7 separate regions of the Homo sapiens genome follow, and regions 2, 3, 4, 5, 6 and 7 are each linked to region 1. Evidence: chromatin contacts called from ENCODE Hi-C or POLR2A ChIA-PET data. All regions are on one chromosome and are shown on one strand. Each heading gives the region's core, a stretch centred on a gene start or an enhancer-like site at or near the end of the contact. The rest is flanking DNA. Distances are from core to core; before and after follow the strand shown. Region 1 holds the start of HSPA8 (heat shock protein family A (Hsp70) member 8). Region 2 holds the start of PUS3 (pseudouridine synthase 3). Region 3 holds the start of ARHGEF12 (Rho guanine nucleotide exchange factor 12). Region 4 holds the start of CHEK1 (checkpoint kinase 1). Region 5 holds the start of STT3A-AS1 (STT3A antisense RNA 1). Region 6 holds the start of EI24 (EI24 autophagy associated transmembrane protein). Region 7 overlaps GRIK4 (glutamate ionotropic receptor kainate type subunit 4).

What was found. Hi-C counts contacts between places; a loop is a spot of excess contacts on that map. ChIA-PET counts read pairs that join two places held with the same protein, here RNA polymerase II (POLR2A). Pooled maps may share reads with other maps.
Region 2: a loop to region 1 is called in a map of B cell, with 24 times the contacts of the local background. The contact joins the promoter of PUS3 here to the promoter of HSPA8 in region 1. A Hi-C loop is called at or near these places in 1 of 168 maps with a recorded cell type or tissue (B cell), 2 of 37 single-sample maps with no recorded cell type and 4 of 50 pooled maps.
Region 3: a loop to region 1 is called in a map of sigmoid colon, with 12 times the contacts of the local background. The contact joins the promoter of ARHGEF12 here to the promoter of HSPA8 in region 1. A Hi-C loop is called at or near these places in 6 of 168 maps with a recorded cell type or tissue (CD8-positive, alpha-beta T cell, ascending aorta, gastrocnemius medialis and 3 more), 7 of 37 single-sample maps with no recorded cell type and 24 of 50 pooled maps. POLR2A ChIA-PET finds 5 or more read pairs at or near these places in 2 of 52 experiments (BJ and CD4-positive, alpha-beta T cell).
Region 4: a pooled map shows a loop between it and region 1 (11-fold over the local background). The contact joins the promoter of CHEK1 here to the promoter of HSPA8 in region 1. A Hi-C loop is called at or near these places in 1 of 37 single-sample maps with no recorded cell type and 7 of 50 pooled maps. POLR2A ChIA-PET finds 5 or more read pairs at or near these places in 2 of 52 experiments (AG04450 and activated T-cell).
Region 5: a loop to region 1 is called in a map of CD8-positive, alpha-beta T cell, with 17 times the contacts of the local background. The contact joins the promoter of STT3A-AS1 here to the promoter of HSPA8 in region 1. A Hi-C loop is called at or near these places in 6 of 168 maps with a recorded cell type or tissue (B cell, CD4-positive, alpha-beta memory T cell, CD8-positive, alpha-beta T cell and 2 more), 10 of 37 single-sample maps with no recorded cell type and 14 of 50 pooled maps.
Region 6: a loop to region 1 is called in a pooled map, with 10 times the contacts of the local background. The contact joins the promoter of EI24 here to the promoter of HSPA8 in region 1. A Hi-C loop is called at or near these places in 4 of 50 pooled maps. POLR2A ChIA-PET finds 5 or more read pairs at or near these places in 3 of 52 experiments (AG04449, GM12878 and activated CD4-positive, alpha-beta T cell).
Region 7: a loop to region 1 is called in a map with no recorded cell type, with 13 times the contacts of the local background. The contact joins the enhancer-like site here to the promoter of HSPA8 in region 1. A Hi-C loop is called at or near these places in 4 of 37 single-sample maps with no recorded cell type and 2 of 50 pooled maps.

The regions. Positions count from the first base shown.
Region 1 is chr11:123,060,601-123,065,020 of GRCh38, forward strand. HSPA8 (heat shock protein family A (Hsp70) member 8) reads right to left here and starts at 1,536. Exons shown (of 9, transcript NM_006597.6): 1 at 1,464-1,536; 2 at 520-729; 3 at 1-198. The coding sequence starts at 724. It overlaps LOC124902775 (a long non-coding RNA gene), which reads left to right and starts at 2,062. Exons shown (of 2, transcript XR_007062927.1): 1 at 2,062-2,931. RefSeq lists enhancers at 1,285-1,454, 2,015-2,284 and a silencer at 1,605-1,994.
Region 2 is chr11:125,901,334-125,905,753 of GRCh38, forward strand. PUS3 (pseudouridine synthase 3) reads right to left here and starts at 1,873. Exons shown (of 4, transcript NM_031307.4): 1 at 1,837-1,873. It overlaps DDX25 (DEAD-box helicase 25), which reads left to right and starts at 3,175. Exons shown (of 12, transcript NM_013264.5): 1 at 3,175-3,247; 2 at 3,879-3,945; 3 at 4,220-4,264. The coding sequence starts at 3,185.
Region 3 is chr11:120,334,385-120,338,804 of GRCh38, forward strand. ARHGEF12 (Rho guanine nucleotide exchange factor 12) reads left to right here and starts at 2,029. Exons shown (of 41, transcript NM_015313.3): 1 at 2,029-2,891. The coding sequence starts at 2,860. RefSeq lists a silencer at 1,616-2,485.
Region 4 is chr11:125,622,965-125,627,384 of GRCh38, forward strand. CHEK1 (checkpoint kinase 1) reads left to right here and starts at 2,199. Exons shown (of 13, transcript NM_001114122.3): 1 at 2,199-3,048; 2 at 3,785-3,869. The coding sequence starts at 3,805. LOC118567325 (a long non-coding RNA gene) reads right to left here and starts at 2,930. Exons shown (of 1, transcript NR_170378.1): 1 at 2,173-2,930. STT3A (STT3 oligosaccharyltransferase complex catalytic subunit A) reads left to right here. Exons shown (of 18, transcript NM_152713.5): 18 at 1-127. RefSeq lists enhancers at 2,365-2,874, 3,691-4,234, 3,795-3,844.
Region 5 is chr11:125,590,662-125,595,081 of GRCh38, forward strand. STT3A-AS1 (STT3A antisense RNA 1) reads right to left here and starts at 1,907. Exons shown (of 4, transcript NR_132372.1): 1 at 1,757-1,907. It overlaps STT3A (STT3 oligosaccharyltransferase complex catalytic subunit A), which reads left to right and starts at 2,191. Exons shown (of 18, transcript NM_152713.5): 1 at 2,191-2,257. RefSeq lists enhancers at 1,176-1,345, 1,463-2,057.
Region 6 is chr11:125,567,064-125,571,483 of GRCh38, forward strand. EI24 (EI24 autophagy associated transmembrane protein) reads left to right here and starts at 2,414. Exons shown (of 11, transcript NM_004879.5): 1 at 2,414-2,510. It overlaps STT3A-AS1 (STT3A antisense RNA 1), which reads right to left. Exons shown (of 4, transcript NR_132372.1): 3 at 3,227-3,379; 4 at 1,045-1,055. RefSeq lists enhancers at 2,078-2,579, 3,082-3,131 and a silencer at 2,082-2,641.
Region 7 is chr11:120,700,443-120,704,862 of GRCh38, forward strand. All of the region lies in intron 3 of GRIK4 (glutamate ionotropic receptor kainate type subunit 4), which reads left to right. Among named protein-coding and RNA genes, the nearest start is that of GRIK4, 190 kb to the left of the region's middle. Within about 2 kb of position 2,254, at least 3 of the 41 ENCODE cell types and tissues checked have a DNase peak (open chromatin) inside an H3K27ac peak, as active enhancers do.

The DNA of each region.
Region 1 (4,420 bases), core at 286-2,785:
GGTAGGCTTCTGCAATTTCCTTCATCTTTGTCAGAACCATAGAAGACACCTCCTCTGGATAGAAGCTTTTGGTCTCTCCCTTGTATTCTACTTGGACCTTGGGCCTGCCAGCATCATTCACCACCATAAAGGGCCAATGTTTCATATCAGACTGGACAACAGCATCATCAAATCTGCGTCCAATCAGACGTTTGGCATCTGTAAAAGGTGTCAAATGAAAACACTTTCAATTTCATAGCTCTTCTGATAAAACTCAAGTCCATGATTACTCAAATACCTAACAGTTCATAGGTAGGTGAATTCAACTACCATATAGGTAGCAAAGGTTCAAACTTCAACCTCCTACGTTATCCAGATTTCAGCCTGAAAGGTTTCTACAACCTGTTTTATAACAGACTTGATAACAAGTCTCTCAGCTCAGTTTTTCTAAAATCAAAAAGTTCCCTCCTCACGTTTCATAAACTTTTGTGCTTCCTAGCCCTGTTATATTTGTTCTGTCATTTAAAATTAGGAACTCACCAAAAACTGTGTTGGTGGGGTTCATTGCAACTTGATTCTTTGCGGCATCACCGATCAACCGTTCAGTGTCCGTAAAGGCGACATAGCTTGGAGTGGTTCGGTTTCCCTGATCATTGGCAATTATCTCGACTTTTCCGTGCTGGAAAACACCCACACAAGAGTAGGTGGTGCCAAGATCAATACCAACTGCAGGTCCCTTGGACATGGTTGCTGAAAAAAAGAAAAATCTGGTTTAAAAATTCAATTAATCAAAATATTTCCCTCATCCCTTAACAGAACACTTAACCAGGAAAAACGTATGGCCACTGCCAAGAGGTAATAGTGCCCATCACCTCCTGTCTAAGCACGCGCGAGGTCCAGAACTAGTGCTGCAGTCCAGGTTGCCGTGCCAACCGCAGCAGAGCACGCCCTAGATGAAGGACCCATCTACCCAGACGGCGTGGGGCGTTGCTCAACACGTGGTCTTACCCCGAACTGAGCACTGTCTGTTCCCCTCCCTCGCCAGGTGCCAGTGCCCCCGGGAGTCAACGGGCTTTTAACTACTCCGGAATGTACCCCCATACTGGAAGCACGCCAAGAACAGCTCTGAAGAACCACGGTGGGACTGGACTAAGCAGGGAACTGGGTGAAAGAAAACGCTGGCTCCACTTCCCCGCGCGCCAGGCAAACCGATGCAGCAACCCTCCCCCGCCACGCGGCCGCCGGGCGTCTCCCAGCCTCCCCTGGGGCCACTGCGGCCCACTCCCTACATTTCCGTCCTGCCGGCTGCAACCAAATACCGCTGCCATCCCACCGAAAACTGAGGCCCTTTAAGCCGGTAGAAGGAGCCGCACACTCGCCTCGACGAGATTCTCAGAACCCCCAAGCCTCAGCAAGCCCAACAGGCCTGTGTGGAGGCTGCACGCTCCCAGACCCACAACCCAACTCTTGAGCAGAGGTTTTACCTGGGGTGTAGGCCTGGCTCCAATAACGAAGGAAGCCACAAAAAACCCAAGAGCTGCAGGCGAGTTCAATGAGACCGGTTTCCGCCCGCCACCCTGCCTCTTATACCCTATCTTAGAACCTTCCAGAAGGGGCCCGCCCCTGCTGCCTGCCATTACGGCTTCCCCGGCCAATAGACGCCCGGCTGCCCTTACAAGACCCAATCACAAGCCCGGCTCCACTCCTCGGGCCTCGCCCCCTTCCGCACCCACCCCACCGCGCTCCGCCTCACGATAACGCACTCACCGCAGCGTTCTGGAACTTTCAAGCTCGCCCCCGCTCTCCGGACGGCCCCGGGGAAAGGGAGGGTGGGGCGCAGCGAGTCCGCGCGCGGGAGTCCTCAGTTACCCCGGGCGGGGGAGGGGAGCGTCCACCTCTACGCATGCGCCCCCAGCTTCCGCGGGAGGGAGGGGGCGGAAAAAGGAGGAGGAAGAGGGGCGGGCAAACTTGGAACTAACCAATGATAGCGGCGCTAGCCGGGATCTTGGCCGGCACAGAACTGGGGGCGGAATCGCGCGGGGCCTGAAGGGAGGGGTTTGGGCGCGGGAGCCGGGCAGGAGAAGACGGAAGTGGAGCGAGGACAAAATGGCTGCGAAGGTTGTTGCTCCCCTCCCCCACCCACGTCCGAATCCTCCTTTCCATGCCCCACCTTCGTGTTCCAGACGGGCCTCTAAGTGCCCCGGGTTTCGCGAATCTGTATTTCATAGCGTGGCTTTGGACAAGGGCTGACCCCGAGGGGCTGGGGCGAAGGTTCCGGCTTCAGGGTGCCACTAGGGCTGCTCGCTCACGGCCCCCCAGGATTGGGATTGGAGGGAGCCGCCAGGCCGCCGCGGGGTGGGGCGGGTTAGCTCGGCAGGCCTCCCAGCACCTGCATTTCCCTACGGCAACTGTCGGGAGGCAGCCCCCGACGCAGAGGTTTAAGGGGCCCGGCTTTTCAGAACCGCCTCAGGACGCGGTCGTGTCTGGATCCCTCCGCGGAAAAGAAGGCGAAACCGCTTCTCTGAGCCCTGACCGTTAGGCCCCTTCCCACCTCCGTCTAGAACAGATTCGGCTTCTTGGCTCAGTCCTTCCCCAACTAGCCCAAGCCCTACATTTCCCCGTTGTTTATAAAATAAACAGGTTTAAATGGTGGCGAGTGTGTTCTTGGTTAGGTGAACCAGGCATTAGGAATCATAGGTTCCAGTAGCCGTGCGTCCTTGATTTAGACTTTCTGAACGTTTGTATTTTCAGTAACATGAGGTGATATCTTTCCTGGTTTGACTTTCATCAAAAATTAAACGACAGACCATACCGACGCTTTGAAAACGTGACTGAGCTGGTGCACAAAACAATGGTGCCTAGAATTTTGAATTGTGCAATGTTGTGCATGGCCGCGGATATGTGGGGCCTTGTGGTTCCAAGAGCCTGTCTCAGGTACCTTGAACACTCCCTGTATCCTTTCAAGCAGGCGAGGTAGCTGTTATTCCTATTTAGTAGATAAATAGGCACCGATGGGGGAAAAGATTTTTTAAGGCTACACCAAAAGAACTTTTAGTAGCAGGGCTGGAATTAGAAGGTCTCTAGACTGCGAAAAAGGCTGTCAGAAGAGCGAGGACATCTTGTCCTTGTCAAAGCCAGTAAAGGGTAGAGACAGACTCAAACATATGAAGAATTTCCTTTTCATATTTTCCTTTTGGGGAGGAATGTTGGCTTAGAGTTCATGGAGATATATTCTTAGCCTCTCCCACGTCCCAAGAATTTAATTTTATACAATGCTTTCACTACATACAAAATGCTTTCATTTGTCATTTAATCATCAACACAATTCTCTAAGGTGTGTATTATTCATCCCCATATCAGGGGAAAAATGCAGCTCAGAGATAATCATTTGTGGGAAGATAAGCAGCTGGGTAAGCTAGAATCAAATCTAGCTTTTTTTTGGTTCAAGATTTGTTTTATGTTTTTTGTTAGTTACGCTACAGTGTAATTTCCTTCCTGGAAATAAATTGAACTCAACTCCAGAAAGAGTTAAGATATGTACTGTGAGCCACTGTTTTCAGTTTCCTTTGGTATTTGGAACCCCCAGTCCCCCACGCTAACTGCTAGTAATGTTATCTGGAATCTTTCTTTTCACACCCCAGTGCCTAGAGTTTAACAAGCACAAATTTTAAACTACACCCTGTGCTGTATTTTGCGTTTTTGTAATTATTTTAATCATTGAATAGTGGAAAATAGAATTGGGGCGCACATCCACTTGTTTGGGATATCCCATCCAATAGCAGTGATAAAAGAAAGCAGAACAAATAACCTCTGTTTCTGGTTACTCTCAAAACGCGTTCTGGGACTTGGGCTATGTCTTATTAAATGGAATGATTTACCGTTTATATATTTAAAGCTCAGAATATGATAAAGGTCCTGTCTCCACCACTTCAAACGCACAGGGTTTCAAATGACACAGTTAAGATCTAAAATTAAAGTTTGGTTGCATGGGACTGCAGTGGAGCCTAGAGCCTAGGACTTCTGACTGGATAAAAGGATAATGATTTAACATTTTTGTGTGCCTACCACATGCCAGCCTTAACCTCATTTAATTCTCACCGTAAATCTAAGCGGTAGCAACTATTATGATCGTCATTTTGTAAATGGGGAAACTAAGGCACGACTCCGTCTCCCAAAAAAGACAGTCTCCCAATGGAGTCTCCCAGAAAAGATGGAGTCTCGCTCTGTCCCCCAGGCTGGAGTGCAGTGGCAGGAACTTGGCTCACTGCGACCTCCGCCTCCCAGGTTCAAGTGATTCCCCTGCCTCAGCCTCGCGAGTAGCTGAGACTACAGGTGCATGCCACCACGCCCGGCTAATTTTTCTATTTTAGTAGACGGGGTTTCACCATATTGGCCAGGCTGGTCTCAAACTCCTGTCCTCAGGTAATCCGCCTGCCTCGGC
Region 2 (4,420 bases), core at 623-3,122, 2.8 Mb after region 1:
CTAGTAACATCTGGAATCAGATGCAAACATAAATACCAATATGAACCTAGCCTGTTTGGGTGCAGATCAAAATAGGAATTCTGCTCACCTTAAATTGTAATTTATCTGTTCTTGATATTTCTGACCCAACGGGGACCATCTAAAATCTGAAAGTTGTCAGTTTTAACACCAGAGGCCAGAAGAATGATAGTACAGTTTGCTTGTTCACAGAGAAAAAGTTCTAACATAAAGGTGAATGACCTTGACCGTTACTATCTGCGAAAATCATTTTCCCTGTAACATTTAAAGCCACATAATTCACACATTCACCCAGTTCTATTTGTTAGGCATTTGTCTGGAAAAGAAGTAATCAATGACTCAGGTACATGTAGGATATACTCACCGCAAAAAAGTAGAAACTGCAAACTGTCCACCAACAGTGGAATAGTAAATGTCTTTAAAGACATTAGAATATTAAATAGTCATTGGGAATCTTGGGAAAGTAATATGGGAAGGTGAAATTAAGTGACATGAATGTATCATAAACTATACAGGATGATCTCAGTACACACAGGGAAAGATCAAAACCTAACGAGTAGTGGGATTAAAGGTAATTTGTATTTATACCTCGACTTTTTATGAGGTCAAAAATTACATGGTGATTTTAACATGCAAAACACTCCAGTGATTATTTGGATCTCAAAGTCCAACATTACCAAAGTCTCCAAAGTTCAACTCCCGTGCTAACTAAAGAACTAGGCCAGGGAGTGAGTCTAGTTGGTCATAAGGCAGATTTGTGGCAAAAACAGGACTTGGTACACTACAGTGCTTTTTCCAGCACACCTTACCCTAATTCAGGGTGAAGTGCAGGAGTTCCCAAGCAGACGTTTAAAGTAACACCCTGGCCAGGGCTGCGAAGTAACCACAGAGAGGGAATTCGTGTGTCCCCTAAGCACCAATTACAAACTAAAACGGCCATCACCAGATGTTCCATACATTGGGCCAGGCGCCGTGGCTCACGCCTGTCATCCCAACATTTTGAGAGGCCAAGACGGGGTGGTGGCGGGGGGGAGGGGGGGTCGCTCGAAGTCAGGAGTTCGAGACCAACCTGGGCAACACAGCGAGACCGTGTGTTAATTAAAAAATTAAAAACTAGGCTGCCAAGATGGCGCACGCCTGCAGTCCCAGCTAGTTGGAGGCTGAGGTGGAAGGATCGCTTGAGCCCAGGAGGTAGAGGCTGCAGTGAGCAGTGATCACGCCACTTCACTCAGCCTGGGCGACAGTCTTAAAAAAAAAAAAAAAAAAGTCCTAATCTCAGGAACCAGTGGGTTAACACATAAATAGCATTCCTCTTGATAAACTTTATATTAATCCAAAGGGAAGAAGAGGGAGTACTGTCCAAAGGATTAGCAGACACGCACTATGATCACTAGAAAGCAATCGTGGTCTGTATGTAAGGCAATCCCCAAAATAATTTGAAAATTGCTGCCACAGCCTCCCACATACTCCTGGGTTCTCAACTTCTACTGTTTTATGAGCACCCAATTCTAAGTGGGGCAGCAGAGCACTTTTGTACTCCACAGTACAAGTACCACTGAAGCTCCCGTCACAACGGAATTAAAGACGACCCTACTGCGGCGAGTTTCCACCGAGAGCTCCAGAAAGTACCAGGCACAAAAGAAAAATACATGGTCTTAAGCGAGGTCTCATTTCCATACGGCAATGCTTTCCTGAAAAGACCAAAGTATGTGAAAGAGGGCAAAAAGAAGACAACAGACAACCGTTCAGCAGTGTGTCCATTTGTCCCTTCCCCTGTGGAACCCAGAAAGTAACCCACTCCAAAAATCCCACACTTACTTTCCGGCAGCCGGCCGCGCCGCGTTTCCGAGAAAGGAAGCTGTCACTGTGCGTCTTCTGCGCAGGCGCCCGAGCCCTCATGGGAGGTGTAGTCCAAGTTTGTGGGAAATGTAGTTCTGAGAACCGAGCTTGGTGCTAGAATCTACCTGAGGTTTTCTAGTCCAGCTACCGTTTCTCCGCCCACAGGGCAGAATCTGGGCCTGTGGCGGGACAGCAATAAAAGGAGGAATTGTAGTGCTACGCTAAAATAATAGAAAAAAGGTAATTTTTCAAATTCTGCTATCCTTATACGAAAACTAAAAGATTGAAGATCTTGGCTCGATTTTATACCTAGTTAAATGAGAAGAAAGTTACCATTGAGAGACAAAAACATTTACTATTAGAATTCAAATTAAAAGCTGAAATGAATATGATAATCTCAAAACAAACGACTAGGTGCCCTGAGAGTGACCGAACAGAGCGGGGAGCGTTGCTTCAGCACCACGGAGAGATCATGACTGCAGTTTCGTGTGGGTTTTTGTATTTTTGCCCCCAATTCCAGAAATGCTGATCAAAATCTCAAAATTACAATTAGAAAACTGGGGGGCGGGGGGGAGGTGGAATTTGGTTCTTTCGTCCAAATTGAGCGGTCATTAAATCATTAGTACCAGGGATCCAGGGATCTATACCGGATTATGCAAACGCATGTAGGACGTAGAGGTTATACCGAAAGGTAATGTTTTTAACAAGAGACCACATTTCAGAATAAAAGCTTTAAAAAGCCTATGTGGAACATCACAGGTATCTAGGGCAGGAACAGCAGTTAGAGCTTGAACAGTTCTGCTTCCTTTCCGCAACTGTGGCATTCGAGGTCATTCGTCATATCAAATTCATCAGATTTTGTCTCCACTTTGCTAACCAATTCGCTAACCTTTCTGACATCTTGTGATGTGGAGGCGGAAATTTCCAGGGAAACCGACACGGGGCGTAAAGCGCGGCGGGGAGTCCGGGGGGCTCCCGCCTGGAGGGCTGTGTGAGCGGCGGGCCGCGGGGCGGCGCGGGGGGCGCTCTCCACTCTGCGGAAGCTGCCCCCTCTGCCCTCCGGTCCGCGCCCTTTCGCCCCGCTCTCTGCCCTCCGCCCCGCTCTCTGCCCTCCGCCCCGCTCTCTGCCCCCCGCCCCGCTCTCTGCCCTCCGCCCCTTCCGCGCGCCACCCAGCCTTCCAGCGCCTGCGCGCCGCACCGCGGTGGTCGCGGGCGCGGACGCGGACGCCTGCCCCCTAAGGAAGCCCATTGGCCAGCGGATGGGGCCAGCACCGCCTCGCGCCGGTGGTGGAAGCACGTGCTGGGGGCGGGAGCAGCAATCGCAGCCATGGCGTCGTTACTGTGGGGAGGCGACGCAGGGGCGGCGGAGAGCGAGCGGCTGAACAGCCACGTAACCGCCACCGAGCCGGGGGGCCACAGCCGCGGGGGTGGAGCTCCCACTCGCAGAGGGAGATCGGCTGGGAGGGGAGGGAGAGCCCGCGAGCGTTCGAAGTGGGGCGTCAGATGCTGGAGGGGAGATGCGGGAAGGGTTTGGAAGAGGGCCACAGAGGGAGACCCCGTCCCCACCCCCACGAGAGGCAAGACCTTTGGTTAGAAAGGGCAAAAATGACGACCCCTGGAAATCCAGGGTGGGAACGCAGCTGGTAGTCCCAGCTAGACCCCGAGTTTTCTACTCTGCCCATTTGCCCATTAAGCCTCACCTCGCTTCCATCCATTTGCCAGCGCACTTTCCTAGCCACCCTCCCCTTGTTGGTGCCGTGAGCCCCAAGTACTGCCCAACTCTAAACTAGAGGCCTAGGAAAGAGAAACTGCATGTACAGGGAATACAGAAAATCTCCAATTTTAGGGTAACTCATACAGGAAACCCAACCTTGAAAGGAATCTGCTGCTACCTAATATTGCAAAGGAAGCAATACCCGGGTGTCCTTCCCTGAATCCCTCCCAGCCCCTGTGGTAGGGAAGCACTGGGCTGCTTGAGGGCTTGCATCCTAATATTGGTTGAAATTTGTGTCTCTCAATAGTTTTCAAACCTCAGCCAACCCCGGAAGAACCTTTGGGGTATTAAGAGTACTGCAGTCCGAAACATAGGTGAGTGCTGTTAGGGCAAAGCAGAGCGACCTCAATGATTAAAAAGTATTGTTTTGCTTTCATCACGTCCCTGCCAAGTGAAACACCGCGGATTCATTAGTGTGACATTCAGCACTCTCCATTACCTTCCCAATCGTTTCGTCCATTCCTCCATGAAATGACTCTTCTTGCCAGTAGACACTGAAGAGTCAGGAAGAAAAAATTGAATAGCATGCTTTACATTTGTGCTCAGCATTTGTCTTTACTTGTATTGTTTCTCTTCCATCCTTTCCAGATGGTTCTATTAATAACATCAATGAAGATGATGAAGAAGATGTAGGTAGGAGATGAATTCATTTGCATGTATCTACTAGCATTCTGTTTCCGTTTATAACTTTAATAGTGTGAGTGAATAATATAATCTCAATTGGAAAAGGCCTGTCTTTGCTTCTGTTTTCTTATAGTGACTATCAGGAGACACACTAAATTAGGAGTA
Region 3 (4,420 bases), core at 779-3,278, 2.7 Mb before region 1:
CTTAATTCAATCTTTTGCTTACCATCTTCTGAAGCTTTCCCACAGCAAAATGCCTTCTTTGCTCACAGCTAGAACCGTGGGTCTGTTTAAGTTTGGAAAGATCTTGAAAGCAGCTTGCCAAGAGGTTTTGTATGCAAGGAAGAGAAGGTGAATTAGGAAACTTTCCCAGTTTGTTTTATTCCTGAAGCTTAAGTATTGAGGCTTCCCTCAAGTATTAAGGGAAGAGAGGAACTCCAAAATGCATGATTTGATGAGTCATTGGGTTCAATTAATTTTATACTTACACTGTAACATTATTAGGATAGGGGAAAATAAGATATTTAGTACTTTTAAGAAAGATTTATTAAGTTTGGGGATAAGGTTTGCATTTTGGTCAGTATATATATGTATATATGTGTGTATATATATGTGTATATATATGTATATATATGTGTATATATGTATATATGTGTGTATATGTGTATATGTGTGTGTGTGTGTATATATATATATATATATATATATATATATATATATATGAATGGGATTCCTTCCGGTTGCATGTAAACACTCAATTTAAGAGTCTTCAGGGTAGAATTGTCATGCTAGAATACACCAGCAGGTGGCAATGTGTCCTGGTCTCATCATTAGGGAAGTGCCTTGGCTAATCTGCTTCTATTCTTTCCAAAAATAAACATTACAAAATTAGTTGGCTGTGCCTTGAACCTAAAAAATCGAGCAATAAAGAGTCGTCTCTGGTCTCTGTTTATCTTTTCCTTTTTTTCCCCCCCGTTCTAACTAACGTCAGCGTGAGCTCATGCCTCTATTCGGGGATAATGATCCTTTCATGAACTGTTGCGGAATGACTTTTTGCAACAGCATTGTTAAGAGGTAATTGTTTCCTCTCTCCACATCCACTGTTTATTAGATTTGATTTGCTACTTGGATTCCACAAAATGGCTGAAATCCCTTGTCACCAACATAGGTTTAAGCTCAAAAGTCTGAAAATAGTTGGATAAAGGGAATAGCCACTTTGGATGTTTGCAGGCAGAACTGAAGAACTGTATTACATGTGGTACCTAAATTGCCAAAATACTGAATTATTCAATCATAAAACTAGATGGGTATCTAAAGCTCTCTACCCAGTAGGGGAAAAAACCGAAAAACCGTTTGGGAATCCTTCAGAGAGAACCGTAATGCTATTTACTGGATAAATATACTTCATTTTCTTCTCCCAGTTCTTTCCACAACACGCTTGTTAAGTCGCCATGGAAAGCACCATGCTTTATCAATTTGGCAAATAACACATTTCATTTTGCCAAGGCAGAAACAGCCTAAAAGTAATATTTATACCGAGAAACCCTGGCTGCAGTCCCCAGCTGCTCTCCCGCAGCCCTGCGCCTCCGGCTCATGCAGCGCTCTCCCCCCGGAGCCGGCAGGTGCCCAGGTGAGCGGGGCCTGCGGAGGCAGCGAGGGGCGCCGGCCGGGAACCGGCAGAACGCGTGCAGCCAGAAGACAGGAGAGATAATACATTCCCTTAAGTAATAAAAGTTTCCAGGACAAGGGGGGCTGGTAATTTTCAAAGAGCCTCCCGGCACGATGTCCTCGGGATCTGGGGGGCGCTCTCGGGCGGTCTCTGGTGAAAGTCGACTTAGTACAAACTGGACTCGAAGGGGCATGTCTCGGCACTCAGGGGCCCAGGCGCCGCGGGAGGTGGGTGGGCCTCCCGGGGCTGCACGGGTCCCACCTCCCTCTGCCCCGTAGGACTACTTTGCCGCTCTCCCAAACCGGGCTCCGGCGGAGGCGTCCGTTCAAGGGCGAGAGCGCGGCCCTGAGCGGCGGAGGGATCCCGGGTGAGGCGGCTTCCCGAAGTCAGAGGGGAGGGGGCCATAAAGTCGGCGGGGGACGGGAAGCGCGAGCTCGCGCCGGACGCGGCCAGGGCCGGGAAACCAGAACCGGAACCGGAACCCGCGCGCGCGCCCGCGGTTGCGCGGCCCCCACGGCCGCCGGCCTCCTCCGCTGTCTGCGCGCGCGCCCGCGAGGGCCTCCAGAACCCGGCGAGCCGGCCCTGCGCCGGGAGACGCCGCCGCCTCCGCCTCCCGGACCAGGGCTTCCAGGCCGGGCCGGACGGGCATCTCCCGCCCCTCGCGGGGAGCGTCGGGGAGGAGCCGCCGCCTCTGGCGATTGCGGAAGAGTCCGGGCCTCAAAGGGATGGGGAGCAGTCCGCGGCGCTGAGAGACCCGGGTCCCTGTCACCTCGGGCCGCGGGACCTCTCCGCCGGCGCCAGCGGCTCGTCCCAGCACCGGGAGCCTGGTGAGGGCGGCGAGCACAGAAGGAGCCCCGGGCCCGGGACATGGAATCGCGCGAGCCCGGCGCGGGACGGCCGGAGACGCGGCCAACGCTGCGGCCACGAGCAGCCGGCAGCCCCAGATAGAGAGCCGGGAGGGAGGGCCCCGGCCCTTGCCGCGGCGGGGAGTTCGAGGCCCCGAGACTCCGGAGGAGGAGCCGACACCCGTCCGTGAGCTGATCCCGCCCCAGCCCCGGCGGGAGTCCCGGGTCCCCTTCCCACTGCGCGCGGATTTCCCTCTCTGAGGAAGTTTATCCTTGTGCCTTCTGGAGGATTTCTCTCTAGCTCGACTCACTCTGGACTGACTCGCTCCCTGGCTTTCTCAGTTCGTTTTGGGAGATAACTTGTTTTGCTCCAAGCCGCATCCGTTGACCCCTTACAGTCGGATGGTCTAGATGACTGAATGGAGTTTTGAGTTGGACTTTTGTGTCCCTGACGGAGTTGGGCCTGATCCCAGAGCACTGGGGGTGGGGAGGAGGTGTTACTGTAAAATGCAAGTTGGATAAAAGGAGGACCTCTCGCCAAGGGCCCCAATGAGTGGCACACAGTCTACTATCACCGACAGGTTGGTATGAATTCCTCCTTCGTTCGGCCTCCCGGAATCGGGCCCGACCTAGCAGGGGAGTCGGTGATTGCAGATTGCCTTTGGCCAGCGAAGTTGACAGGCAGAGGAAAGAGGGTTGTTTCGGAGCTGTGCAGTTAGCCTGGGGTTGCTGCCGAGTTATCCAGTTGATTGGCTTTTGGAAATGTAATTTTTCCGGAGAGAAACTTCCCTTCCGATTCTCAGAGAAGGGGGAGGCAAAACCATGATTGTGGTTTTCCGCCTGTAGTGTGCATTAGGATTGTGTACTCGTCTGGAAATCAGAGGAGAAGGTCATTTTAGGTGAAGGTCGGTGCCTGAAGTCGGCTCGGTATTGGTGTATTATTTATCAGCTTTAGCCGTGTCCTGCAGTAGATTCTCAAGACAATTACATTTTAGGAATTTCTACCTGTGAACTTAATGTTGAGCCTACTGCATGGTGATCTGGGAACTTGATCTCTTTCAGATGTTGACCTGCACGGTGTTTAATTATTATCTAATAACTTTCCAGAATGTTGACATTACCAGTAAATCACAGGTTCTTGCTGGAAGCAATGTCCAGGAGCTGAAGAAATGAGGGTAAATCATGGGGTTTGCTTTTAATTCTTGTATTTAAATATTTCGTCTTCCAGAAACACTTGGCGTTTAAGAGATATAAGCCGTAAGCATAGTGTAAGCGCGCAGCTGAATTTGTTGAGTTCTGTGTCTGTCCTTTATAGCACCTACCAGTGTTGCATGGTGGTGGGTGGCGAATTGAGCTAGACCATGTGTGGTTGAAGTGCAGTTTGCTTATCCTAAGTTACTCTTGTTTATAGGGTAAGGGATAAAAAGCATATTGATTCCTTGACCACATTTCATTCTCAATTTAATTATGACACTGCATGCTAGTCCCAAATTTGTCAGCTTGCTTTATTTTTAAGTCAGTCTTCGAATTATTACACCGTGAAAAAATAGATCAAGTAACTGAATTAGAGGGCCAAAGCTCTTTGATGAAAAGTGCAACAATAGTGCTTCTGCACAAAGTAGTCTTAATTTCCTAATAAGAGTTTTACCCAATTGTAAGACTCATTTGTTGATTTTAAAAGGGCCAAATTCCATTATCATACCATAACAGCTACTCCAGAAACAGAACTTCCTCTTCCTGTTGATGCTTTCCAGCATCACATGAATGTTCACTTAAAAGAGTCTGTTAAATATTTAAAGTATTTATATTTACTCTTTGTGTATTTTTCAAAGTGGGTTTTCATTTTCAATGAAATAATTTTTAACTTTTCCAAGAATACACTTAAGATAAGTATTGACAATGCTTATCTTACTTTCTTCTGGTTATCCCCATTTTTTTCCTTTCAGGGTGTTTTGCTTCTGAGAAATCACTTTTACGGGTGTGGGGATAATTGTTTTCCTGCTTCATTCAATTCTCGCTCTTTCTGTTGAGCCTGTAAACAAAAGTCTTGCTAGGAACTAATGTAATGTTGGTTTTCATTGCGATGCTGAGGTGTTTAATTTATGGAAAC
Region 4 (4,420 bases), core at 949-3,448, 2.6 Mb after region 1:
TACTGGGGAGGCTGAGGCATGAGAATTGCCCAGGAGGTGGAGGTTGCAGTGAGCAGACATCATGCCACTGCACTCCAACCTGGGAGACAGAGCAAGACTGTCTCAAAAAAAAAAAAAAAAAAAAAAAAGAGTGGGACCCAAAAAAGCTGATTGAAAGGTCTGTTTGTAGGGGGTGTAGATGGGGATTAATAATGTGGGTTTCAATCTACTGTGATCTGGCTGGGCTGTTACATTGGGAAATCCATGATACTGATTTTTAGATTTTTATCTTTTGCATAGGTAAGATTCCCTTGAGAAGGCTTGCATATTCTCTTACTCAAGGATGTAAGCCAGGCAGTCAGCTTTCTGGGAGTAGAGTAGGGAAAGAAGTTGTAACAGGCTCAACCTTCAGTGGATAAAACTTAAACTTAATCCCTCCGTTTTCAGTAAGGTGCCCAAGCTTTTAACTGTGCCTAATGGTCTCCAGTTCACATACTGTGCATTTACCCTCTTAAATCTCGTACCAGCTTTGGGGAGGGACAGTTCCTTGGTTACATAGAAAGGGAAGGGATACGGGGATCTATTTGTTTTTTATGTAGCCTTTAAACCTACCCCTTTTAGCCCCATTTTTACCTCCACCTTCAGTTACCTGGTGTCACCAGTTCAACTTGAGCTTTTTCAGAGTTCTGTGATGTTAATTCTGCTTTCCATTGCTAGCTTTGGGATTCATCTTCATTACCTTTCATCTAAAGGCTTTCTGCTTTCCAAAATGTGTCTCATACTCTGTTCTTATGGGTTCTTTTAAATATTGGTATCCTTTACTATTAAAATATTTTAGTGGGCTTTCAGAAGAGAATAGAGGCTATTTCTATGTATTCTGTCTTTAACTGGTATTCTGCTGGAGTCTGTATATCTTTTTTTTTTTTTTTTTCAGGCTAAAAAGACTCCATCAGACACACAGGAAATTTGCAGGTCTTCCTCTTCGTATTCTTTGTTTTCAGCACACAGTGAGGAAACAAGAGAAAATGGGATAAATGATATAAAAACTTGCTTTTATTTTTATACCAGGCCCTGTGGCTCGCTTCTGTAATCCCAGTGACTTGGGATGCTGAGGTAGGAGGATCACTTGAGCTCAGGAGTTCCAGGCTGCAGTGAGCTAAGACTGCCCAATTGCACTCCAGCCTGGGTGACAGAGCAACACACCCTGTCTCCAAAAACAACAAACTGTAAAAAGATTACATGAAGCCTAATCTGTGATGTCATGATTCAAAACTATACACATAAGCATTTTAAGAGTTTTTTCCTTGATTTTTGTTCCTGACTTTGCTTCTTTAAAAGAAATGTGTGTTTTTGTTGTTGGTTGTTTGTTTTTGAGACGGAGTCTTGCTCTGTTGCCCAGGCTGGAGTGCAGTGGCACAATCTCTGCTCACTGCAGCCTCTGCCTCCTGGGTAGCTGGGATTACAGGCACTCGCCATCGTGCCCGGCTAATTTTTGTATTTTTAGTAGAGACGGGGGTTTCACCATGTTGGCCAGGCTGGTCTTGAACTGCTGACCTCAGGTGATCCATACGCCTCAGCTTCCCAAAGTGTTGGGATTACACGTGTGAGCCACCAGGCCCCGGCCTTGAGTAACATTTTATACTTGTTTCACTTTACTATTATCATAATAGCCAGTTATGCTTAGTGTTTGTATGTGGCCCAGTCTTAAGGACTAAGAAAATATATATGTATATATATAAAATATATACATATAAAAAAATATGTTTTTTTCCTACGGAATCATGCTGTTGCCCAGGCTGGAGTGCAGTAGTGCTCACTAACCTCTAACTCCTGGACTCAAACGATTGTTCTGCTTAGGCCTCCCAAGTAGCTAGGGCTACAGGGACACACCACCAAGCCCGACTAATTCCTAAATTTTTTTATTTGTAGAGATGGGGTCTCCCTATGTTCCCCAGGCTGGTCCTGAACTCCTGGCCTCAAGCCATTCTCCTGCCTCGCCTTCCCAAAGTGCTGGAATTACAGGCAGGAGCCACTGCGCCCGGCCAGTGCTGGAGAATGTAATGGAGATGATCCTGCCTATCCCTGAGTTCCAGTCTAGTTTACTGTCAGAGAATACTTATTTCCATTTTTCCTATTTTGTTCTTGAGTCTCTTTCCTCAGAATTTACTTTTCCACTTAAATGACGTACGCAGCTTTTAAATTTGCGTTGTAAGATTTATTTTGGCTCTCCCCGCCTGTTCTTTGCACATTAAAAATGAAAAAGTTTGTAGAACTAAGCTAAGCAGATGGTCTTCCTGCAAAAAGACCGGGCTGAAGTAAAGCATTGTTTTGGAGCTGGTTCACAGAAAAAAGGCAAAACTGGTTATCCTGACTTCAAGCTCCAACATAAACTGCTCGCTTTCTCCGGGAAACTTGCCCCGCCACACACACTTGACTGCGTGGCCAGTTCTTTCGAAGCCTCTCGCTCCCAACACGGAGTTCCTCCCATTTCTTCACAGTCGGCTCTCAGCAGCTGCTGCTGGTTTCTCGGCTCCAGCACCACGAGTACCGCACTCTGAGGTTTACAAAGCACTCTGCTTCACCGACTGTGATCCTCACAGTCCTGTCCGGTGGCCTCACGCAGGTGGCGGTGCAGCCTTTCAGGCCCAGAGCGGCCAGGAGCGAAGCCCGCAGCCCCGCCTGGAAGCGCAGCGCGGTCGGTCGCGCGCCCCTGAGGCTTGGAGGCCTGGGCTTCCCCCAGCAGCGCTCGAGCACCGCCCAGTCGAGCCTCACACCGGATGCCACTTCATATTTGGGCCCAGAGCTCAATTCGCGCCGATGCGGTCCGCCGTCCTTAAATCTCTTCAGCCAGGATCTCTCCCCGACTGCAAAGCAGCCCTGGGCGGGAGCGGCAACATCTCCACGTCACCCTTTTGGAGCCGCCGACATTCAGAGGGGCAGGACACGGGAACGCGCGCTGTCTTGCTTTACGGCGCGGGTGCGCGAGTTTGCGGCAGCGTGACGCCCTCAAGTTTTGGCGGGAAAAGCGCTGCATTTGGATTCCTGCAGTGGTGGGCAAAGGACAGTCCGGTGAGGAAGGGCGGCCGGTAGAGTAGGGAAGGTTTCTAAAGAAGGAGTTCGGGGTCTAGATTAGTGAGGGAGGGCATGGTGGGAGAAAGTTAGCATTGACTAGCGCAGGGGATTGGAGAGACTCCTGCGGAGGGGCGGTTTCGGAGGGTGGAGGAATGGTACCAGGAGGTTCCCGTTGTGGGGGCGGGGGCAGGAGGGACTAACCCGCTGCTAGCTAAGAACCCCAAGGAAGAGTCCCAGCCCTTCCTTTCGCCTCTGGGGGCAGTTTGGCCCCGCCCCGGCCTTTGGGACGGGTGGGGCTGTGGATGGGGATGGGAATTGGAATTGAGCAATTGGGAGGAGGCGCTGCCGCAGGCGTTTTCTGCCCCATACCGCTCCCTATATCCTCTTCCTCTCTTCCCCAGACCCCCACCTCTCCCTCCTCCTTCCCCAGTCGTTCGCCGGAAAGCATTTGTCTCCCACCTCTTCATAACAACAATTAATTTCCTCTGGGGCCTGAGGAGGGCAGAATTTCAACCTTCGGTGTGCTTGGGAGTGGCGATTGTGATTTACACGACAAAATGGTCAGGTTTAGAATAGTTGTTCGTGGTTGAAAGACTTGGATAAATGTGGATGAGATAGAAGGGGAAGGCAAGAGCTGTTAATTTTCGTGGGCAATCCTGGGGAGAGGCGGGGCTCAGTGGCTTCACTGGTGATCTTACACTCTACATCTTTTCTGGATTCCTGCCTTTTACAGCCGAGGTGCTCGGTGGAGTCATGGCAGTGCCCTTTGTGGAAGACTGGGACTTGGTGCAAACCCTGGGAGAAGGTGCCTATGGAGAGTGAGTTCTTTTAAGCTTGCCTTCGTTTTCTGAGTGCATATTCATTGTTTTGGAGTCTCACACTCTGGTGATTTAGAAAGTAGATGTTTGAGATCCAAGGGTTTTGGCAACTGAAGTTACACAGCCTTTTGCTAGGATTAAAAATTTTTTCCTTCCCTTTAAAAAAAAAAGTTTTCTTTGTAGAGAGCTGGAAGGGACACGAAGTTATTGTTTCCATGCCCACAAATTGCTTCTCAGGGTTTAAGCATTGCGGTTAATGAGCAAATGAGCAGACTCTGGAGATTGCCTGCCTGGTTTCAGATCCTTGCTCTATCACATACTGGTCATTGTTTTGTGATCTTAGGCAAGCTTCTTAATGTCATTGTGTACCTCTCCTTCACTACCTTTAGGGTGGCAATAATCGCATCTACCCCATAGGAGCTTAGGACAGTCAGTTACACAAGCACATATAGTATGGGATTAATGCTCTTAAAAGTATATGAGTAGAACATGTATATATGTGATGTGGCTTAGAATTATCTCAATCTATTTTATGAAGCGTTTATTAAATG
Region 5 (4,420 bases), core at 657-3,156, 2.5 Mb after region 1:
GGCTGGAGTGCAATGGCGTGATCTCAGCTCACTGCAACCTCTGCCTCCTGGGTTGAAGCAATTCTACTGCCTCAGCCTCCTGAGTAGCTGAGATTACAGGAGCCCACCATCGCGCCTGGCCTACTTTGAAAAAAATTAATAAAAACTCTAACATCTTAATATTCTTTTTCTTTTTTTGAGACGGAGTTTCGCTCTTGCTGCCCAGACTGAAGTGCAATGGCGCGATCTTGGCTCACTGCAACCTCCAACTCCTGGGTTTAAGCGATTCTCCTGCCTCAGCCTCCCAAGTAGCTGGGATTACAGGATCCTGACACCAAGCCCAGCTAATTTTTGTATTTTTAGTAGAGATGGGGTTTCACCATGTTGGTGAGGCTGTTCTCAAACTCCTGACCTCAGGTGATTCACCCGCCTCGGCCTCCCAAAGTGCTGGGATTACAGGCGTGAGCCACCGCGACCGGCCTTAATATTCTTAGGTTAATACTTAAAAAAAAACAAAAGAAACTTGAACACAATCTTTCTAATTTTAATGCCCCCCTCCCCGCTTTTTTATTTTTAAAGAGAAAAAACTTCTTTTTGAGACGGAGTCCAGCTCTGTCGCCAGGCTGGAGTGCAGTGGCACGATCTCGGCTCACTGCAACCTCCGACTCCCTGGTTCAAGTGATTCTGTGTCAGCCTCCCGAGTAGCTGGGATTACAGGCACGCGCCACCACGCCCAGCTAATTTTTCTATTTTTAGTAGAGACGGGTTTCACCATGTTGGCCAGGATGGTCTCTACCTCCTGACCTCGTGATCCGCCCGCCTTGGCCTCCCAAAGTGCTGGGATTACAGGGGTGAGCCACCGCGCCCGACCAAAACTCGTATTTTGAAGAAGCATTTACTCCAAGTTCTGTAATTCCTTCAGGCTCAGCTTCAGTTTCCTTTTGTTAAAGTAAAATTACATCGAACACTTACTACTAAAAACAAAACCAAAAAAAAGCAGATCTATTGAATCATAACGTCCTGGGGCGAGCCTGGTCATGTGGATTTTGAAAAAAATGCATGTGATTCTGAAGCAGTGATTTAAATAATGACCTTTCAATAAGTGGTGGGTTCCGTTCATGGGAGAATAGGAAACTGCGTGAGTGGTAGAGGCAACAAGTTCGAAGAGCTGCGAGACGTTCCCACTCTCTCTGGTGTAGCCTTGGCTCACCGAGGCGCGCAGGGAGTGGAAGTGCCTGAGGATAAAGGTGTACACGTGCGAGTCTGAGATGATGGAATTGCTGCTCAAACTTCGTCCCCTTCTCTGCCCTCAGCAAACTTATTGGGGGTCGGGGAGCGCGTGGGGTGCGAGAGAAGAGAGGCAAGTTAGGATAGGGAGAGCGGCTCTCTGGCCGGTATTTTAACAAAGGGCTGAACTGACTAAGCATGGCCGGGCTGCCTCCCGGTCTCCCGAGGAAGCCCGCTTGCTGCTGGGGAGGGCTGTGCCTCCGCGGCGGTGGCTGTCTCAGCTGGCAGTAGAAATGCTTCCAGCTTAGCCCCGACAACCCCTTTAGGCCTAGGCACGCTCTTTCACAAAACCAGGGGCTGTGAACTCTGTCAAGGTTCCCAGGTCCATCGCAGTTACCAAGGCACAGTAAAAGCTCGAGTCAACTATCAGGCACATCCTGCAAAAGACGAACTGTCTGGACCAGTCCGCGTTTGAGTTTTAATTGAGAATAAATAGGTAGAAAATGCTTCCCTCCTCTCCTTTCACCTTGTATTAGGTAACAATTTCTACCTTAAAAAAGACGGGAGACGAGCGGCTCCGCATTCCGAGTTACTGGGACTTGGAGCAAGGGCCTATTTCAGCGTAGTTTCCGCTTCTTGTCACATGACGGGAGTCAGTGGGCCGCGCCTTCCCACTGCGACTCCCCGTGGGTCCGCAAACCGACACGTCACTCCTCGGCCCTCAACCAAACTGCTTGGGGCACGTTCTTTCCGCGCTCTTGACTCCTACGCGCCGGCCTATGACAGCTCGGCGGGAGCATACAGACCTGCCTCTAGACTGCTAAGTGATAGCTGTAATGACCAATTAAAAACTTGAATCGCGGCCCGGTTTACGCCTCCGGATTTGACAGACAGTTCCGAGACCCTATCGCTCTCCAGAAGCGTCCTATTGGCCTGGAGCCAGCCAACGGGGGAGCGGTCCGGGAGGCGGACCCGGCTCCTGCCAGGGTTGGGTGCGCCGCTGAACGGATGGCTGAGGGAGCCCCGCGGATCGTTTAGGAAAGCCGGCCAGGTGAGAAGGCCGTAGAACGTAACTTGAAAATCAGCGGCAGGTGCAGTCCATGGCGTTGATGGGGCTGAACGAAGTGCAGGAGGCAAAACTCTAAATGGGGGTGGAGAGCAGAGCTTAGGGCCTTGCAGAGGAGGGGGCGTGGGGCGTGGTGTGGGGGCTTCCTGGATGGAAGGATGCGAAGGTCTAGGGAGGGAGGGTAAGGTGGGTCTTGAGAACAGAGCGTGGGAAAGACTGGGTCCTGGGACTAGTTATGGAGGGGAAGGCGCGTAGGATGCTGGGGTGATGAGTGTCCCGCGCTGAGGGGTATCAGAGGTGGTCAGTTCTTTGAGGGTGGGAAGAAGAGGGAGGTGGGACCCGCTGGAACGACCGGAAGGGAGAAGAGAGTAAAAGATCGTGAGAGGGTGTGGAAACGTGTGTAGGAAAACGGGGCTGGGGAAATTGCAGTCTGGGAAACTAGAGGCAGGGTGGCAGGAGATGCCACAGCTTGCAGGGCACAGTTGAGGAGAGCAGGTTGGTAAGTGTTTTAAGAAAGGTGTCTTTGCTCTTATTTGCTTGGCGGTGTGCGAAAGTGACCAAAGAGCACGAGATGAAATCTCCCTTACGGCCCTGCCCTCAATGACTAGCTCGTTTACTCAAGTTTTCAAGTAGAGATCCTAGCAGTCTCATTTTGGTGTGTGGCTCGTATCAACGCAGTGGTGTTAAGTTTGTTCCTATTTCAGGCATTCCAGAAAACAGCTGCAAACCCTGAGAGATATGGCTGGATTGTTGACCTCCTGGAGTAGTTAGGCCTTTATTTTTAGTTGCAAAGTAAGCTTTCCCTTTGGGACTATACTTAAACACATTTCTAAACTGCTCTTCTGGGACAGTTAATTATGGAGAACATGCTTGACTTCTCAGTGTTGGGGCTAGCATTCTATATGCCTTCCACCTAGTCCAGTGTTGTTGTTGTTTTGTTTTTCTCCTTTATTCCAATAATAGTGGGAAAAAAGATTCATGGAGGAGGATAGACAAACGTTTGTTAAGGGATACACAAGTACAACTAGATAGGAATAAATTCTAGTGTTCTATAGGATAACTATTATTAGGAGTATAATTAACAACAAAAATACACAATTTGTTGTATATTTTCAGATAGCTAGAAGAGTGGATTTTGAATATTCCTAAGACAAAAAAAATAAGGTGATGAATCTACTAATTATTTCCCGACTTGATCATTACACATTATATACATGTACCAAAATGTCACACTGTACTCCATAAATATGTACAATTATGTGTCAGTCAAAAAGAATAAAAGCAAAACATCTTGAATGGTGTTGCATATCCTTTGTTATAGTCGTTATAACTTAGCTCTTGATCACCTTGTAATTTAAAAAAGTAGGTCTGGGCGTGGTAGCTCACGCCTGTAATCCCAGCACTTTGGGAGGCTGAGGTGGGCAGATCATGAGGTCAAGAGATCCAGACCACCCTGGCCAACATGGTGAAACCCCGTCTCTACTAAAAATACAAAAATTAGCTGGGCGTGGTGGCGCACACCTGTAGTCCCAGCTTCTCATGAGGCTGAGGCAGAAGAATCGCTTGAACCCAGGAGGTGGATGGAGGTTGCAGTGAGCCGAGATGGCACCACTGCACTCTAGCCTGGCGACAGAGCAAGACTCCGTCTCAAAAAAAAAAAAAAAAAAAAGATAGTAGTACTGTCTTATACAAGAATAACTAACCTATGGTAGATTAGTGCTATATTGCTATATAAATAATTCATATCTGTCATGTGATTTCCATTTTGAACTGCCTACAGATAGTGTCCCTCAACATTTTAATCTACTTTTTTTAATCCCCCGACTCTTCTGCTTCAGTAGGAAAAATTCGTTTTCTTTCCCTCTAGATTATCATCTGATGCCATCAAACTGTCTGTGTAATTTAATCAGTCTCTTAAATCAGCATTGTCAGTTACAGAGAAGCCTTGAGACAGATGATTGGAAGCGGGTATAGATCTGAGCAGTCGTTACAGTCTGATATATGGGATGAGAACACAGTGGATCTGTGTTTGGGTACCTCCACCTCTTTTTGAGTGCATGATTGTACCTGCATTAGTTATCAGGTATGCTGTTAGTTGACCCGACAGCCCCATTGGGATTTGGAAAAGAAAAAAGTTTATAGCCATTC
Region 6 (4,420 bases), core at 1,164-3,663, 2.5 Mb after region 1:
CAGGGGTCCTTATAGGCACAGGATGGGGAGTATGTGCAGATTGGTTTGTGGCTATGCAAGAAAGGTTAAAGCAAAGGCACCACTCAAAGGTGGGCACAACAGTGTAGAAAACCAATCAGGAAAGGGTAGGTATATGTAAAATAGGTGAAGGGTGGGGATCAATCAGAGGAAAACATGCAAGACAGGAAGACAAGTTCTCAATCTGGTCTGAGGACTTAACTTGTAGCTTGGCTTTCGAGCTTTAAACTGTTTTTGGCTTGGAGGTGGGGTTTCAATGGGGACCCGCCACTAACTGCCTAGGCATTTGGCTGTCTCCTGTCGCTATCACTAGATCTAGTATTGTTATCATTTCACTAAATCATATATCCATACAGTTAAAAAACACCTTCATATATATACCATTTATTTCAGCAGCCTGTGTTAAAGAAACTAAGGTTTGGGCCAGGCGTGCTGGCTCACACCTGTAATCCCAGCACTTTGGGAGGCCAAGGCGGGTGGATCACGAGGTCAGAAGATCGAGACCATCCTGGCTAACATGGTGAAACCCCGTCTCTACTAAAAATACAAAAAATTAGCCGGGCGTGGTGGCGGGCACCTGTAGTCCCAGCTACTTGGGAGGCTGAGACAGGAGAATGGTGTGAACCCGGGAGGTGGAGCTTGCAGTGAGCCAAGATAGAGAGACACTGTCTCAAAAAAAAAAAAAAAAAAAAAAAGAAACTAAGGTTCACAGCTTAACTGGAGGTCATGTCTTCTCAAAGTGCTCTGCCACAAACTTCCTCATTTGTGAAATTTGGAAAATAATATCCTCTACTTGTCCACAAATAGCATCTAATCATACATAAGCATGTGAGAGCTCTTTAAAAATGCAAGGTATTAATTATTATTGGTTTTTATTTTAAATGTGGTTATACATGTTGAGATTTAAAAGATTTCCTCCCGGCCAGGCGCAGTGGCTCACGCCTGTAATCCCAGCACTTTGGGAGGCTGTAGGTGGGCGGACCACGAGGTCAGGAGATCGAGACCATCCTGGCTAACACGGTGAAACCCCGTCTCTACTAAAAATACAAAAAAATTAGCCATGCTTGGTGGCAGGTGCCTGTAGTCCCAGCTACTCAGGAGGCTGAGGCAGGAGAATGGCGTGAACCCAGGGGGCGGAGCTTGCAGTGAGCCGAGATCGCACCACTGCACTCCAGCCTGGGAGACAAAGACAGACTCAGTCTCAAAAAAAAAAAAAAAAAAAGATTTCCTCCCATGAAGTAAGCCAGAATAAACTCATACCTACTAAATTCTTTCTAAAATCTTTTCTAAATTGACACTCTTGAGAAAGAATAGAGCTTGGAGGAAGAGCTATTATTATAATTAATAGCACAATAATCAGTTTGTCATTAAACCACTTAGGTCTCTTTGTAACAAGATTTCTAAGCTTTAGTAGATGGATTCCTTATTCTATTCTATTTTATATTGTTTTGTTTTGTTTTATTTTATTTTATTTTTCGAGACAGTCTAGCTGTGTCACCCAGGCTGAAGTGCAGTAGTGCGATCTCGGCTCACCGCAACCTCTGCCTCCTGAATTGAAGTGATTCTCATTCCTTAGCCGACCAAGTAGCTGGGACCACAGGTGTGTGCCACCATGCCCAGCTAATTTTTTGTATTTTTAGTAGAGACGGGATTTCACCATCTTGGCCAGGGTGGCCTCAAGTGATCTGCCCGCCTCAGCTTCCCAAAGTGCTGAGGTTACACGCATGAGCCACCGTGCCCAGCCACTTATTTTATTTCATTTTTTAAATTTATTATTATTATTATTATTTTGAGACTGAGTCTTGCTCAGTCGCCCAGGCAGGAGTGCAGTGGTGTGATCTCGGCTCACTGCAACCTTCATCCCCTGAGTTCAAGTAATTCTCCTGCCTCAGCCTCCTGAGTAGCTGGGACCACAGGCAGGTACCACCACACCTGGCTAATTTTTGTTATTTTAGTAGAGATGGGGTTTCGCTATGTTGGCCAGGCTGGTCTTGAACTCCTGACCTCGTGATCTGCCTGCCTTGGCCTCCCAAAATGCTGGGATTAAAGGCATCCTGTTACTAATTTCACAGGATTTTAGAAACGCAAGCAGCGTTGTGGAGTCAATGGGGGAGGGCAAAGAACAGGAGGAGAGATCTGTGAGAACGGGATCGGCGAGGAGGCGACGGGGAGGAGGCGACGCGGAGGGGTGAGGGGTCCTCTCCGCCGCCAGGCGGAGTTGGGAGCCGGACGATCCCGCACGCAGCGCGAGGCGGGACCCCGGACTGACTACATTTCCCAGTCTCCGTCGCTCCGCGCGGCCCACCCCTTCGGCTCTGGGCCCCGCCTCGTGGTGCCGGCTGGTTCTTCGCGCTCGCCCGACTTCCCAGCGGCCCCGTGCGGCCCGGGCATGCCCAGTGCGGGCGCAGCGGCCCCGGCCCTGGAAGCGCCCCGGCGGAGCTGGCCTGCGGTGGGCTAGGGGCAGGGCCGGAGCCGCGGCGGCGGAGCTGTGGGTAGGTGCGGGCTCAGCCGAGCTAGGCCTCGGGGCCGCCGCGCCGCCCATTCTGAGTGGCAGGGACCGGGAGGGCAGGCAGGGCCCGAGCGTGGGTTGGTGGGGCTACCGGCGAGGACCCCTTATGGGAAGGGGCCGGAGGGAGCGGGACGGGGCCGGGCACATCCCCGGGCGAGGCTGCCCCAGGTGCGGCGCAGCTATCTTTAGCTCCCTGTGTGACCCGGAGCGTGCGTGATCCGCACCTCGCGTGATCCGTACCTCGTGCACAGTTGTGCCTAGGGAGACCAGTTTTCTGCCGAATTGCCTAGGAGCTGTGGGGAGATGGGCCTGAATGGACCCGTGGACTCAGAGGCAGCCCGTGGAGCCCCGTGGGAAGTGAGGATGTTTACCTTCCCTGTACCTGGAGTGGGCTACGACAGCTTCCTGTTTGCCGAGACTTGGGTTTAGTGACTTAGAAATAAAAGTGTGTCTCAGCAGATGCTTATTAGCTTCTAATGACTGTTGGGAATTTAATGGCATTTGTATTTCCAGGTTTGAGAGGTTATTTGTCCATGGGATGCTCGTGTTAAAACAAAAATCTTCATTGCAAAGCTTAAGTAAAAACAAGTCTCGACCGAGGTAACGTTAGAACACCGGGTTCTGAGGTTCACTGTAGCTGCCATTCATTTGCTGTCAGTCTGGGCAAGTCATTTAACTTCTGAGACTGGGTTCTCTCACCTGTTAAATGAGCCAGATGCATCTTCATCTGTCTAGCTCAGCTGTAGGATTCCCCCTGTGTCATTCAGTCTGTGTGTGTGTTCTCAAATTGTGGCAGGTTATTTTTCCCCATGCCTCAGCTATTTGTCAGACTGGGTAATTCACCAAATATTCCTGTAGGAAGGATGTTAGGATCTAAGTATAAAAGTGAAGTGATTTATCCTTCATAGGTCACTCTTAGGAGGTGTCCTGCCACTTGGTACATGCAGAAACCAGGTGTTAGCTGGCCAGGGATCAAATGACACAGCTGTTGTGGACTGAGACAGAATGTTTCAGGTTCCCTGTCAGTTCCCTGTGAGAAATCCAGGCCAAGTAATGGGCTTCCTTAAACCTCCAAGCTGGCTCACTTTGGTGGGGTTGTGTTTATATAGAATTTTAAGTTTTTTTCATGCTGTTGTGCCCTATTAGATGCAAGAAACCTATGAAGAAGTTTAGTACCCTTAATTTATAGATGAGCCAGTGGCAGGTTACGGGAGTGGATCTGTGAGTCTTTACAAACTAGTGTCGTGCATATCACTGAGCCTTTGCTAGTTATCTAGCTCAGCTGCCCTCACCTCAACCCTGAGAACATGTCTGTATGGCTGTACCTACGCGACTGGAACTCTGAGGTGTTTGTTTTCAGGAGGAAACAGTGGGAGTATTAACAGAAGTTTCTTACCCTAGAGACTTCTATCCGAAGTGAGCCTATCTGTGTAGGATTTGACCTAAGGAGCAGAGGGTATATACAATGTTGGGCAAATTGCCTTCCTACTGCCATATCCCCTGCTCTTCCAGTTCTGAATGGCATTAGTCCAGTTGGGTCAATGAGGAGCAGTTTGGTGAAGTGGTTAAAGGTCGGGGAAAGTGTGCTTATATTTTGAAATTTAAGGTTTGTACAAGCTGCTTGTGAAATTCTGTCTTTGTATTATGGTCATACCTCTTAAACTGAGAATACTGCAACTTGATTGAGTGAGTGTTGAGAACTTTAGAATATCAGGTTCTTAAAAAATGCCTGAAAGTGGGTTTTCTATTCATCTTAGAAGTCACCACAGATTAAATGAGAGAATAGTATATTAATTACAAGTATTTCTCACATGAACTCTCAAGTTCTTAATTTTTGAAACTAGATATCCCATTCACCTGAGAAATAAAATGGGAAAGCCTTACTGTTTTAAA
Region 7 (4,420 bases), core at 1,004-3,503, 2.4 Mb before region 1:
TTTGTATTTTTATTTTTTATTATTACTATTTTTTGAGAGAGAGTCTTGCTCTGTTGCCCAGGCTGGGGTGCAGTGGCGTGATCTCGGCTCACTGCAACCTTCACCTCCTGAGTTCAAGCAATTCTCCTGCCTCAGCCTCCTGAGTAGCTGGGATTACAGGTGCGCGCCACCATGTCTGGCTAATTTTTGTATTTTTAGTAGAGACGGGGTTTCACCATGTTAGCTAGACTGGTCTCAAACTCCCGACCTCGTGATCCGCCCACTTTGGCCTCCTAAAGTGTTAGGATTACAGGCGTGAGCCACTGCGCCTGGCCAATTTTTGTATTTTTAGTAGAGACAGGGTTTCACCATGTTGGCCAGGCTGGTGTCGAACTTCTGACCTCAGGGGATCCGTCCGCCTCAGCCTCCCAAAGTGCTTGGGATTACAGATGTGAGCCATCGCAGCCGGCCATATTACTGCATTTTTACTGTACCTTTTCTATATTTTGGTGTGTTTATATACACAGATACTTACCACTGTATTACAGTTGCCTCCAGTATTCAGTACAGTTACATGCTGTGTAGGCTTGTAGCCTAGGAGCAATACGCTGTTTCATGTAGCCTAGGTGTAGGAGGCTATACCATCTAGGTTTGTGTAAGTCACTCTGTGATGTTCACACAATGACTAAATCACCAAACAAAGCATTTCTCAGACCGTATCCCATTGTTAAGCAATACAGAACTGTACAATACGGTTTTATTAACTTTAATCTTCATTTTGTACACTAGATCTCTAAACTTGTTCTTCCTATATCTCTGCTATTTTGTGTCCTTTGACCTGTATCTCTCCAATTCCTACCCCTCTACCATGCCCACTCATAATAACCATTGCTTCCTTCTCTGTGAGTTTGAGCTCCTTTTCTAATATTCCACATTTAAGTGAGATCATGCAATATTTCTCTTTCTGTGTCTAGCTTATTTCACTTGGCATAATTTCCTCTAGGTTCATTCAGGTTGTGGCAAATGGCAGGATCTCCTTTTTAAGGGTGAGTAGTATGCCATTGTGTACACATACCACATCCTCTTTATCCACTCATCCGTTGATAGACACTTAGGTTGTTTCTATATCTTGGCTAATGTGAATAATGCTGGAGTGAACATAGGAGTGTGGATATATTTACAAGGTGATTCCATCTCCTGTGTGTATATACCCAGAAGAGGGATTGCTGCGTCATATGGTAGTTCTATTTTTAATTTCTTTAGGAACCTCCATATTGTTTTCTGACTTAGATTTTAAAGGGATCACTCCAGTTGCTGCATTGAGAATAGGCTGAAGGGAGATCCATTTAGGAGGCTCTTGCAGTAATCCAGGTGAGAGAGGTTGCTGGCTTGTCCAGGATGCAGCAGTAAAGGTGGTAAGAAAGGTTGGAATTCTGGATAGATTTTGAAGGTAAAGCCAACAGAATTTCTTGATGGTCTGGATATGAGATGTGTATGTGTAAGAGAGACAGATCAAGGGTGATTCCAAGCTTTTTTTTTTTTTTTTTTTTTTTGAGATGGAGCTTCACTCTGTTGCCAGGCTGGAGTGCAGTGGTGCGATACCGGCTCACTGCAATCTCTGCCTCCCAGGTTCAAGCAATTGTCTTGCCTCAGCCACCCGAGTAGCTGGGACTACAGGTGCACGCCACCACGCCTGGCTAATTTTTGTATTTTTAGTAGAGATGGGGTTTCACCATGTTGGCCAGGATGGCCTCGATCTCTTCACCTTGTGATCCGCAGGCCTCGGCCTCCCAAAGTGCTGGGATTACAGGCGTGAGCCACTGCGCCTGGCGACTCCAAGGTTTTTACCTTGGTACTTACGAGGGTAGAGTTGGCATTTGCTGCAGTAGGGAAGGAGGTTGGGCTGGTTTAGGGGTAAGAGGTGTCTGAGCCGAATCTTGGTATGCCAAATGTGAGATGCCTGTTAGACAACCTGTGGAGATGCAGGGTGGCAGCTAGAATGTGAGTCTAGAGTTCAAGTGACAGAATTCTACTGGAAACGTAAATTTGGGAGTAATCAATATACAGATTGTACTTAAAGCCACGAGACTGGGTTTGTACAGACAGAGAAGAGGACAAGGACAGAGCTCGGGGGTGCTTTGAACTGAAGAGGTCAGAGGGATGCAGAGGAGCCCATAGAGGAGGATGAGAAGCAGCAACCAAGGGGCAGGAGGAAAGCTGGGTCAGCATGGTCTCCTGGAAGCCAAGGGAAGAAGTGATCAGTGTCACAAACCTCTTGAGAGGCCCAGGGAGACGAGGACTGACAGGTGGGCTCACTGCTCTGGAGATTTTTGTTTCACTTTGTTTTTAATGCTCCACATTAAAACAATATCCCATGGGTCATGGCCTGAGGACGTTTCTATCTGAGTAGAGCTTGAGGCTTCAGCCCTGCAGAAAGCAGGAAGGAAGATGTATTTGTATCGAAAAGAAAAAAGGAAGTTACCAGCACACTTTTAAGTTCACTGTCTTGTTTTATTTCCATAAGTCCTTTTAGGGGAGTATTTGTAGTGCTTTGCCCAATTTAAGATGAAGAAAATGAGGTGCAAAAAAGCAACATAGCTGCCTTTAGTTCAGAGGCTTTGAAATCAGTGTTGGTCAATAGAACTTTCTCGATGATGGCAATGTTCTGTATCTGCTTTGTCCAGCATTGAATCTGTGGGCTACCTGTGGCTACTGAGCACTTGAAATGTGACTTTTTGGCTAGTTTTTAAATTGCATTTGACTTAAATTCATCTAAATTTAAATATAAAGAGCCATCTGTGGCAAGTGGCTACCTTAATGGACAGAACAATTCTAAGTGGTCATATTTACACTAGATTTAAACCTGGGTGTTCTGATCCAAGGCCTGGGGTCTTTCAACCTACCCTCTGCTTCCCAAGAAGGTAGCATAATGTTCTAAAGGGGGCTGGATTGGCTTGAGGTGATGAGTCTTGGAGGGTGGATTTGGAGAAGGAGATAATGTATGTGACCTAGGCGTGGTCTAAAGTTCTAGGGTTTATTAGCCAGTTTACAAGCTCTCTAAAGTCTCCTGAAGCCTGTTTCTTCCACTGTCAGCCCAACCCAGGCTGTAAGGTTGGGCTTACAGGAGTAAGGGTGAGGACCCAGGAGTAAGGGTGAGGACAGGAGGGTATATCTAGTATATGTACCACTTATAAATCCTACCGTCTGTCAATTTCCTTCATGAAACTTCCCCTGTCCACTCAGCCGTATCTCCTGAGCAGCAAATCATTTAAATTCCTTTGAAATACTGTTACTTAAACTTGTTTTTGGACACTTAGATTGTACCTATTATTACCATTACTATTTCGGTTGTGTCTGTGTGCTGCTTTCTGAATCTCTTTATAAACTCCTGGAGGCAGGTGAATTATGTCCTGTTTCCTATACATGGTAGGTACAGGATGGGGTGGTATAAAGAGCACTCGTCTTGATCATCTTTGGTAGCACTAAAGCCAAGAATGATGCTTACAAAATTGTGGGACCTCAACAGATGTCTGTTTAATAACTGAATGGCTAAACTTAGAACCACATAGTTTTAGTTTAGATTTCTGAGTTTCCGTTCACTAGCTTTGTTGCCAAAGGCGAAAAACGAAACTCTTTGAAACCCAATTTGCTCATCTGTCAATTTGTTCATCTATCAAAAGCAGTGTATTTCTTGTGTTCTCGTGAGGGTCAAATGAGATAATAACCATAGAAGTTTTTGCACAGTGCCTGGCACATAGTAGGTGCTTATTTATTAAGTGTTAATGTTTCTTTACTTTTCTTATGATGATATATATGCGGTTTATTCTTCACTAGACTGTGGTCTTATGGCAAATGGGGATTGTATTTTACTCACTGTTGTCCTCCATAGCACTCACACAGTGCCCTGAGCATATTAGGTTCTTAGGAAGAGCTATTGGATTTATTGCTTGCTGGATACCTCTGGTCGCAGCTCAGGAGATGCAGCTGAATGAGACATGACCCAGGGCCAACAGGGAACATTTGGGAGTGCCCAAGCTTAGAGCAGTCACAGCCTCTATCTCAGCTTCGAAGCCTGCACGTAATTTACAGTCTCATTCCTTCTGTTTCTCAAGTGGCCATTTAAATTCTTTAGATTGCAGGGCTGTCATAGATAATTCCTCTACTAGAATGTAAGCTCTGTGAGGATAGACATTTTTGCTTGCTGTTGTGTCTAGAACAGGGCTGGGGCATGGTATGTGGTCGGTAAATGTCAGATGAAGGAATGAACACAGGTGGGGCATGGGAAGCAATATTGTACAACATAACTCTGCAAACTTTTTTTTTTTTTTGTAAAGGACCAAAGAGTAGGTACTTTAGACTTGTATACTATAGTATCTCTGTTGAGATTATTAACCTCTGCCATTCTAGCTCAAATGGAGTCACAAACAACATATAAACAAAT